Regions from separate parts of the Homo sapiens genome. Here region 2 is linked to region 1. A link is a contact called in ENCODE Hi-C or POLR2A ChIA-PET data. All regions are on one chromosome and are shown on one strand. Each heading gives the region's core, a stretch centred on a gene start or an enhancer-like site at or near the end of the contact. The rest is flanking DNA. Distances are from core to core; before and after follow the strand shown.

Evidence for each region. Hi-C counts contacts between places; a loop is a spot of excess contacts on that map. ChIA-PET counts read pairs that join two places held with the same protein, here RNA polymerase II (POLR2A). Pooled maps may share reads with other maps.
Region 2: a map of left ventricle myocardium inferior shows a loop between it and region 1 (2.5-fold over the local background). The contact joins two enhancer-like sites. A Hi-C loop is called at or near these places in 9 of 168 maps with a recorded cell type or tissue (HepG2, heart left ventricle, heart right ventricle and 2 more) and 4 of 50 pooled maps. POLR2A ChIA-PET finds 5 or more read pairs at or near these places in 5 of 52 experiments (B cell, BJ, Panc1 and 2 more).

The regions. Positions count from the first base shown.
Region 1 is chr2:12,730,921-12,735,350 of GRCh38, reverse strand. The region is part of intron 2 of TRIB2 (tribbles pseudokinase 2); the gene reads right to left. Among named protein-coding and RNA genes, the nearest start is that of MIR3125, 4.2 kb to the left of the region's middle. Within about 2 kb of position 2,615, at least 17 of the 41 ENCODE cell types and tissues checked have a DNase peak (open chromatin) inside an H3K27ac peak, as active enhancers do; they include heart right ventricle and left ventricle myocardium inferior, where a contact is called at or near this core.
Region 2 is chr2:12,784,606-12,789,475 of GRCh38, reverse strand. No RefSeq gene overlaps it. Among named protein-coding and RNA genes, the nearest start is that of MIR3125, 50 kb to the right of the region's middle. Within about 2 kb of position 1,480, at least 5 of the 41 ENCODE cell types and tissues checked have a DNase peak (open chromatin) inside an H3K27ac peak, as active enhancers do; they include heart right ventricle and left ventricle myocardium inferior, where a contact is called at or near this core.

The sequences.
Region 1 (4,430 bases), core at 1,366-3,865:
GAGCCTGCTCTTTCTCTAGGGGAGAATCTGCATCCCAGGCAGGAGAGGGGCAAAAGAAAAGAGAAGCCGGGAGAAAGGATGGGGAGGAAATGCAGGCTTGCTGGCCTTGGTAGGTCATTCTTTTGACCTTGCTTCCTTCTCAGAACACTGTGAACTTGTTTACAAAACTTCTAGGCAAGGGTCAAGGCAACTGGTCTGGATTACGTCTTTCAACGAGGACCTTTCAGGATGCATACCACGCGAGAGGAATGGAGGGAGGTCTGACAGGCGGGGGTGAGTGTCAGCTCTGGTCACTGTGGACTTGCTGTGTAACTGCAGGGAGGCTGCTGAAGGTCTTTGGGCCTTGGCTCCCTCCTCTGGGAAAGAGGGCTGCCAGTCACGGTCTCAAGAATGTGTATGGGGAGTCCCTGGTGGGGCTCTAGCACATGTCAGAAATGGGAGCAGAAATGAATGAACAGTCTTGCAATGGCTCATGTCCCCTCACAGTCTGGGCATTATGAATTTTCCAGGCAAAGGAGCTGATTTCCATAAAAACCAACAGAAGCATCTGTGGACCTAGTAATTCAAATGTCCCACTAGTCATGCAGGCATGTAAAAGACATTTACCGAGCATTTACTCTGCTTGAGTTCCCCAACTAGGCACTGGGGAGACAGACATGACAAGTAACACCCACCTTCTCAGTTTTTGTGAGAATTAACTGTAATAATGCAAGTACGGTATCTACCGAGGAGCCTAGCATGGTAGATCTGCAAAAAACTGGGGGCAACAATAATGATCGATCTTATTATTAAGAATGAACCTTTGCACCTACCCTCAACCCAAAAGCCTAGTGGAGAAGATAGGTGAGGAAGCACGAAATGCAAGTCCCCAGCATACGGCCGTAGATGTGAATTCTCGTTCCTTCCTGGGTCTTTTGCACTTGTTCCTCCCGCGGGCTGGAATGCTTTTCCCCAGCTCTGTGCCCAGCCCAGTCCCCTCACTTTATTCAGTTCTGACTACAGTAATCAGGATATGCTTCCTGGAAGTGGTGGTACCAGAAACAGTCCGAGAAGAATAAACATTTCCCAAAGAGACAAGGGGTGGAGGGTGGTGGCAATTTTTGTGCCTAAAACGCTGTAAATGACAATGGTTATCTCCAGTAACTTCTCAGGGGAAGAGACATCTCCCTGCCAGCCACCAGCCTGGGGCAGGATTGGTTTGGCCAGAGAAGCTGGATCCCTGCAGGCCTTTTGCAAACTGTGCCTGGCATAGGAAGAGAACAGCCTGCTTTGCTCTCAACCTGCTGAATGAACAAGGCTTACACGTGGGCAGCCTGTGTACTCAATGACGGCCCAGCCCAGTGCCAGGCCTTGTGTCACCGGATCCCGGTGCCAGGTGAGGAAGCCAAAAGCAGCAGGGTGTGGTTCCTCTCCCAGCATCTGTGGAACAGCACAGGTCGGCACTGAAAGCCCCGATTCTCCCCCCACCCCCATCCACTCTCAGCACAGGCTCCAGAGCTCCCTTGCGCCACTAAGTTGAACTACCAGTGTGGCCCCTGGTTCTTTTGGCCTCAGTTTCCCTTCTGTAAAATAAGAACAAATAGCTACAGGGCCTGAAAAGGGCTCGTCTAGCTTCAGAATTCCAGATTTTAAAGTTTCCTTTAATTCTTAAGCTCTAGTGATTACAACACACCATATGATATCCTAATAATAATTATAGTAACAATAATAGAAACTATGTGTGAAGCATCTATAAGATGCTGAGATTACTACAGCTTGCATCCTTATTTCTCAAAACAAAGTAAAAGACAAGTATGATATATGCATGCTACCTAATATATAAGGAAGCTGAGGCACAGGGAATTAAATGCCCTAGGCCATACACAGAGAAACTGAACAAGCTGAGCTCTGAATCTACATCTGGACTCTAACGCCATTGTCCTTTCCAAAATACATTCTGGTACTAAAATCACTGATTTACTTAGGGCCAAAGAAAGAAAAACTTTTAAAGGGAGACCCTGAGATGATGGAGGCAAATCTGGTGCAGTTTATTCAGCACTAGATCTGGTACAAAACCATCCCATTCACAGCTAACTGCTATAGCTCATGAGGTAGATACAGGTGACTAGACCTGCCCATTTACCGGATGAAGAAACTGAGGTAACAGAAAGTAGATGTGACTTGTCCAAGGCCACCTCGCAAGCCAGTGACAGAGCTGGGATTCAAACCCCGGTTTTTAACTCCAAGTTTAGTGCTCAATCCACAAGATCAAAAATAGTATCCACAAGCAAATCATGCCGTATTTTCCAATCTTTAAACAGCACTGTGGGCCCTTGGCAGGAAGAGATCAGGACAGGGTGGGCCAGGGTGGGGCTGAGCTGGGAGTTCAGCCAGACAAAGTGGGCCTGGCAGGGATGGGAAGTCCGGTGGCCTAAGGTCAGTGAAATCCAGAGAAGTCACTGAAGGCCGTCCAGTCAGGCGGTCCAGATAGGCTTAAGGGTCAAGTGAAAAGGTCAGCTGCTGCCAGATCTGACCTTGCCCTGACTGTTACTGAAAAAGTCCTCTGGGCAGCCAGTCCAGCTGTGAAAGCCAGGGTCCCGCCCGGGGCGGCTGCTACCAAGGGCCTGGGAAGGACCACCTGGCACCATTGGCACCATCATGCCGGCCTGGCAGCTGCATTAGAACGTCACAGGCCACTAAACGATGCCAAATAAATTGTCGTTCACTTAATTCTGGTTCATGTATGCACAGACTTTTCCAACAGTCACCTCTGAGAGCCACCTCTGCACCAAGTCTTGGAGAGTCAGTGAACCACCCCAACTCCTACCTCAAATGGCCCACAAATTAGCAGGGAGAGCAACAGGTGAGCCACGGGGGAAGCATCTCAGGGCATCGTGGTGGAGGGAGAGATGTCTATAGGGAGAGAATATGCCTCTTGTGACCTTACAACACCACACAATCTGGAAGGTGGGTGTGCCCACACCGATTTGATGCAGGAGACTACAGCAGCTTAGAGACAGATGAAGGAACTTGCTTGGAAATAGCACAGTTGGGATGGGAAACCCAATCTGACTCAAATACTCAGGGGTTTTCTGCAGTGCCATCTACCCGGCCACGACGGAATCCCTGCCCTGTCCGCATGCAGGTGCACATTCCTGCCCGACTCCCATCCATGGTGCCTGGATGAACAGGGGAGTCTCATTGTACCCGAACACCTTCCCACGCCCCCATGCAGACACCACACAAGCACAGCCTGCAGGCCGCCAGGGCTTCACAGAGGAAGTCCATCCTGTCGCCATAGGAACAGAAAGGGAAACCCAAGAAAGAGGAAGCCATGCTGACAGGAATTCCTCATCAATGCTCCATTCACTCCCTGCATTGAGACTTTCAGCCATGGCTCCTGAAGAATCCCTCCTCCCCCATATCAGTGGATTGGCCTCTCCGCAAAGCTTCCGCAGGCTCAGTGCTGGCCAGGGGCACCCAGCGATGGTGTTGCTGCCCTGCCCGGTGGCTTAGGAGTGCTTCGGGGTCCAGAATTTTCCCAGTCTTGTTCCAGGTGTGGGGTGGGAGTTCACAGAGTTCAGGGAGGCCTGTGAGTGCATCTCTGCACCCACTCGCAGGGCCAGACAGGGACGCTGCACTTGACAGGGAGCCCCACACAGGCTTGTGGAGATGTGCGCGTAGGCACGTAATGAATGAGATCAAGTCGAAAAACCTGGGTCCTGCACTTGGCTGTGCCATGAACACATTTGAAACCTTGAGTAAGCCCACTCTCCTCCTCATTGTTTGTAAAGATAAAAGTGTCGGGTTTAAACCCCCACTTGTTGCCCCCAATTCTTCAATCCCACTGCCACAGTCTCAGTTTGAGCCACTTCTTCCTAGAACCCATGCCCGGCTGCTTTACCCAGTTCATCTTTCACATGTACTTCCGGAATCACAAACCCATCCCTGCCATCCAGAAAAACCTTTCAATGGTTCCTTCTGGGCTTCAGGTCAAGTTGGAGGTGAGGGGTGTGTCTTTCAGGCCCTGGACTCAGCCTCATCTCTGTCCTGGCACAGGGGACCCTCCAGCAGCACAGCCCTCCCTACACACGGCTCTTTGTGCCTCTGGCTTGACTCATGCCTTCTGGGACCTCCCCATCCCTACTACAGCACTCAAGCCAACCTCGTGCAGGAGGTCATCACCTCCCGGAGGTGACCATTCTCCACACCGTACTCCACTGTTGGAACTGTTAAATAATGCTTACAGCTAAATAACTATTGAATAATGATTACATCCATTAGGCAAGGACTCTCTTGTACTGATTCCTGTACCATCAACACCTAGCACCGTAGGACAGAGTAGGTGCTTAATAAATGTTTGCGAGATAGAATGACCCCCATATCTAAGACTCCCCAACTCCAACATTCTATCTGGAGTTCACGGCATCTAGGCAAGACTCTTCTTATGC
Region 2 (4,870 bases), core at 231-2,730, 55 kb before region 1:
ATAATAGAAAAAATAAGTTAATTTAAAAAAGAATCAAACTAAAGATGTCAAAAGTGAGGAATCTATGGTGTATAAAGAGAGGTATTGAATATGGAATCAGTTTAAACTTGGTGTCAAGTCAAAATAGATATTTTCAAAAGAAAAACTGCTTAATGTAAAATACCACTTATTGAAGTGTTATTGTTGAGGTTCACATTCATCCCCTAGTATCAATCCAATGTAAAGTATTTGCCTCTAACTTTGTTTTTTTCATTTTGGGGTTTGCAGTGAGAGCAGTTAGGAAAAACTTACTCATTTCTCTAAATAAACTGAATAATTATATTAATATTTTCCAAGATTTTGTGTGGATATTTTTCATGATTGCCCTTTACATATAAAACATTGATTTTTAAATTGGATCATTTCTCCTATAATTTAATAACTTAAAACCAATGCCTAGTTTCTGTGTTTTCATCTTGTCATCTAATGCAGAGATGGATATGACAACATGAGGCATTTTAGTGAGAATTAAATTGGAAAACGTGTGTGTAAAAATAACAACAATGAAGGAGCTCAAAAACTGTGACTTGTGTCTGAATGCATAATTTAATCAATATAGCAGCCCTCCCCAACATAGAAAAACACTCACTAAATATCCTTCTGACTCCACAGACCACAATTCCTTAGAGAACTGGAGCACTGTCTTTGCATCTTTGTCTGTCCAGGTCCAAGACAGTGCTTGGCAGCCAACCACCATTCAGGAGATCCATGTTGAATGCAGGCAGAAAAGGATTTAATCTCTTCCCCAGCTCCTCAGGAAGAGAGCTTGCTTAGAAAATATATTTCTAGTACACATTTGTTTCATATTAGTCTCTCACCAAGTCTATGCAACTGTGGGATCCCGGAGACACAGAAGGTCAAGTCCTTCTTGCTATTTACTGACTTGCCTGTCCAACAGTTCCCATCATGATAGTCTTTCCTGGAAAATATTTAGGAAGACTAAAGCTTTTCTTAGTCATCTATGTAAACACTCTCGGAACATTTAATACGTGGCTGACACCATGCTAGACATTTTCACAACGATTATCTCATTTAATTTGCACTGTGATTTTTAAGTTGGATAGTATCAACCATATTTTACAGATGAGAAATGAAGATTTAAACATGTTAAGTTATTTGCCCACAGCTAATAAATGTCAGAGCACAGTTCTTGAGCCCCAGTCTCTCTGACGCCATATCCAGGTCTCATTCCACTCCATTACAGCGCCTAACAAAGAACAACTTAGGAAAATATTGTCTTTCTGTTTCCCTTTCTCTCTTCTGTCCTTTCTCCAAACATTGCTCATACAATGGAATGGAATTCTAAGGAGAGAGAAATAAATTCTTTTCTTTTGGAACTCCTTTTCCTTTGGATTTGTTCCCGGTTCTTGTGTGAACCATGGTTCAACTTCCACATCCTCTCTTTGACCCTAACTTCCTCTCAGATCCTTTTTCCAACAATCCTCTCCCACCCCATGTGATGAATCACCTGGCTTGCCTCAAGACAGAGAATAACAGACTCCAACCACCCCATCATTGCCTATGGTTCCAGCTAGCCATATATGCAGCCCTACATGCCTTATTTGGGTGAGTGGATCTAAGACGGTAATAGGTTTCTAATCGTTTTAATATGTACGTCATTCAGCAGAATAAACTGGTCATACTTACTAGTATTAATTTATTCATTCATTTATTCACTAAATGTTCACTCTTAATAAAGCATTCTGTTAGACACAAGGAACTCAAAGGTAAATACATTATATTCTCTGCATAGTAGGATACTAAAAACTTGTAGGAGGTGCAAATGAGTAAGCATTACAAAATAATGTGGTAAATTATGTGAGAGGTAGATAGGGTATAGTAGTGTAAGCCTTATATGCTTTGAGATAAATTAACCAGAATTGGAAGCCTAGCTTTCACACTTACTTGGAAGTATGCTCTCATGCAAGTCTCTTAGTCTTTTTGAATTCCATTTTCCTCATCTGTAAAACTGGAATAAGAATTTCTACCCATATTGCCATTATGAAGATTAAATGAAATGACAGAGAACATGGCCAGAGAAAAAGAACCCAATATAACCCATATCCTATCCCATTAGAGAAGAGGAGTAATGATAATAAAGTATAATTTTTCTCAAAATGAAGCCCAAGTTGAGAAACCAAAAGACAGTAATTTTTGAGACTGAATTACACAAAAATTGAACTAACGTTGTTAGACTTTTGTGTTTGATCAAGTAAGACCTAAAATAACTACAATATTTGATATGGTTTGGCTGTGTCCCCACCCAAATATCATCTTGAACTGTAGCTCCCATAATTCCCACATGTTGTGGGAAGGACCTGGTGGGAGATAATTGAATCATGGGGTCAGTTCCCTCATATTGTTCTTGTGGTGGTGAATAGGTCTCAAGTTATCTATTGGTCTTATAAGGGGTTTCCCCTTTTGCTTGGCTTTCATCCTCTCTTGCTTGTCCCCAGGTAAGATGTACCTTTTGCCTTCCACCACGATTGTGAGGCCTTCCCAGCCACATGGGACTGTGATTCGATTAAACCTCTTTTTCTTTATACATTACCCAGTCTCAGGTATGTCCTTATTAGCAGCATGTGACAGACTAACACACTAAATTGCTACTGGTGGCACTGCTGTAAAGATACCCAAAAATGTGGAAGCAACTTTGGAACTGGGTAACGGATAGAGGTTGAGACAGTTTGGAGGGCTCAGAAGACAGAAAAATGTGGGAACGTTTGGAACTTCCTAGAGACTTGGAGGGCTCAGAGGAAGACAGGAAAATGTTGGGAAGTTTAGAACTTCCTAGAGACTTGTTGAATGGCTTTGACCAAAATGCTGATAATGATATGGACAATGAAATCCAGGCTGAGGTGGGCTCAGATGGAGATGAGGAACTTGTTGGGAAGGGGAGAAATGGTGACTCTTGCTATGTTTTAGCAAACAGACTGGTGACATTTTGCTCCCACCCTAAAGATCTGTGGAACTTTGAACTTGAGGGAGATGATTTAGGGCATCTGGCAGAAGAAATTTCTAAGCAGCAAAGCATTCAAGAGGTGACTTGAGTGCTGTTAAAAAGCATTCAGTTTAAAAGGGAAACAGAGCATAAAAGTTTGGAAATTTTGCAGCCTAACAATGTAATAGGAAAGAAAAACCCATTTTCTGAGGAGAAATTCAAGCTGGCTGCAAAAATTTGCATGATTAATGAGGAGCTAAATGTTAATTGCCAAGACAATAGGGAAAATGTCTCCAGGGCATGTCAGAGGTCTTCTTCACAGCAGCCCTTCCCATCACAGGCCCAGAGTCCTAGGAGGAAAAAATTGTTTTGTGGGCAGGGCCTAGGGCCCACCTGCTGTGTGCAGCCTAGGGATTTGGTGTCCTGTGTCCCAGCCACTCTAGCCATGGCTACAAGGAGCCAAAGTACAGCTCAGGCTGTGGCTTCAGAGGGTGCAAGCCCCAAGCCTTGGCAGCTCCTATGTGGTGTTGAGCCTGTGGGTGCACAGAAGTCAAGAATTGAGGTTTGGGAACTTCCACCTAGATTTCAGAGGTTGTACAGAAATGCCTGAATGCCCAGGCAGAAGTTTGCTGCAGGGTAAGAGCCCTCATGGAGAACCTCTGCTAGAGCAGTGCAGAAGGGAAATGTGGGATTGGAGACCCCACACAGCGTCCCCACTGGGGCACTGCCTAATGGAGCTGTGAGAAGAGGGCCACCATCCTCTAGACCCCAGAATGGTAGATCCATTGACAGCTTGCACTGTGCACCTGGAAAAGCTGCAAACACTCAATGCCAGCCCATGAAAGCAGCCGAGATGGATGCTGTACCCTGCAAAGCCGTATGGGCAGAGCTGCCCAAGACCATGGGAACTCACCTTTTGCAATATTGTGACCTGGATGTGAGACATGGAGTCAAAGGAGATTATTTTGGAGCTTTAAGATTTGACTGCCCTACTGGATTTCAGACTTGTGTGGGACCTTTAGCCCTTCATTCTGGCCAGTTTCTCCCATTTGAAATGGGTGTGTTTATCCAATGCCTGTACCCCCATTGTATCTAGGAAGTAACTAATATGCTTTTGATTTTACAAGCTCATAGGCAGGAGGGACTTGCCTTGTCTCAGATGAGACTTTGGACTACGGACCTTTGAGTTAATGCTGAAGTAAATTAAGACTTCCGCGGACTGTTGGGAAGTCATGAATGGATTAGAAATGTGAGAACATGAGTTTTGGTGGGGGTTAGGGTCAGAATGATATGTTTTGGCTGTGTCCCCACCCAAATCTCATTTTGAATTTTAATTCCCATAATTCCCATGTGTTGTGAGAGGGAGCTGGTGGGAGATAATTGAATCATGGGGGCAGTTTCCCCCATACTGTTCTTGGGGTAGTGAATAAGTCTCATGAGGTTTGTTGGTTTTATAAGGGGTTTCCCCTTTCACTTGGCTTTTATTCTTTCTTGCCTGCCGCCATGTAAGACGTGCCTTTCACCTTCTGCCATGATTGTGAGGCCTCCCAAGCCACGTGGAACTTTGAGTCCATTAAACCTATTTTTTTTATAAATTACCCAGTCTCATATATGTCTTTATTAGCAGCTTGAGAACAGAATAATACAATATTAATAACTAAAAAGTATGTTTGTGTGTGACTACATGTATGTGTTGGCAGGGAGAGGGGATATTTGTAAGGACTCATATTTTTAAATTATTTAAAATTATTTTATCAGATGCCAACACAAGTGCTGAAGAGGATGTTACATGAGAGAAAGATGGATTCATATGTGGAAAAGCCTTCTAAGGATAAAGTCTACCATATACTGACTTACTTTTGGAGGTAACAAGGGTTGGTGAGATCTCAG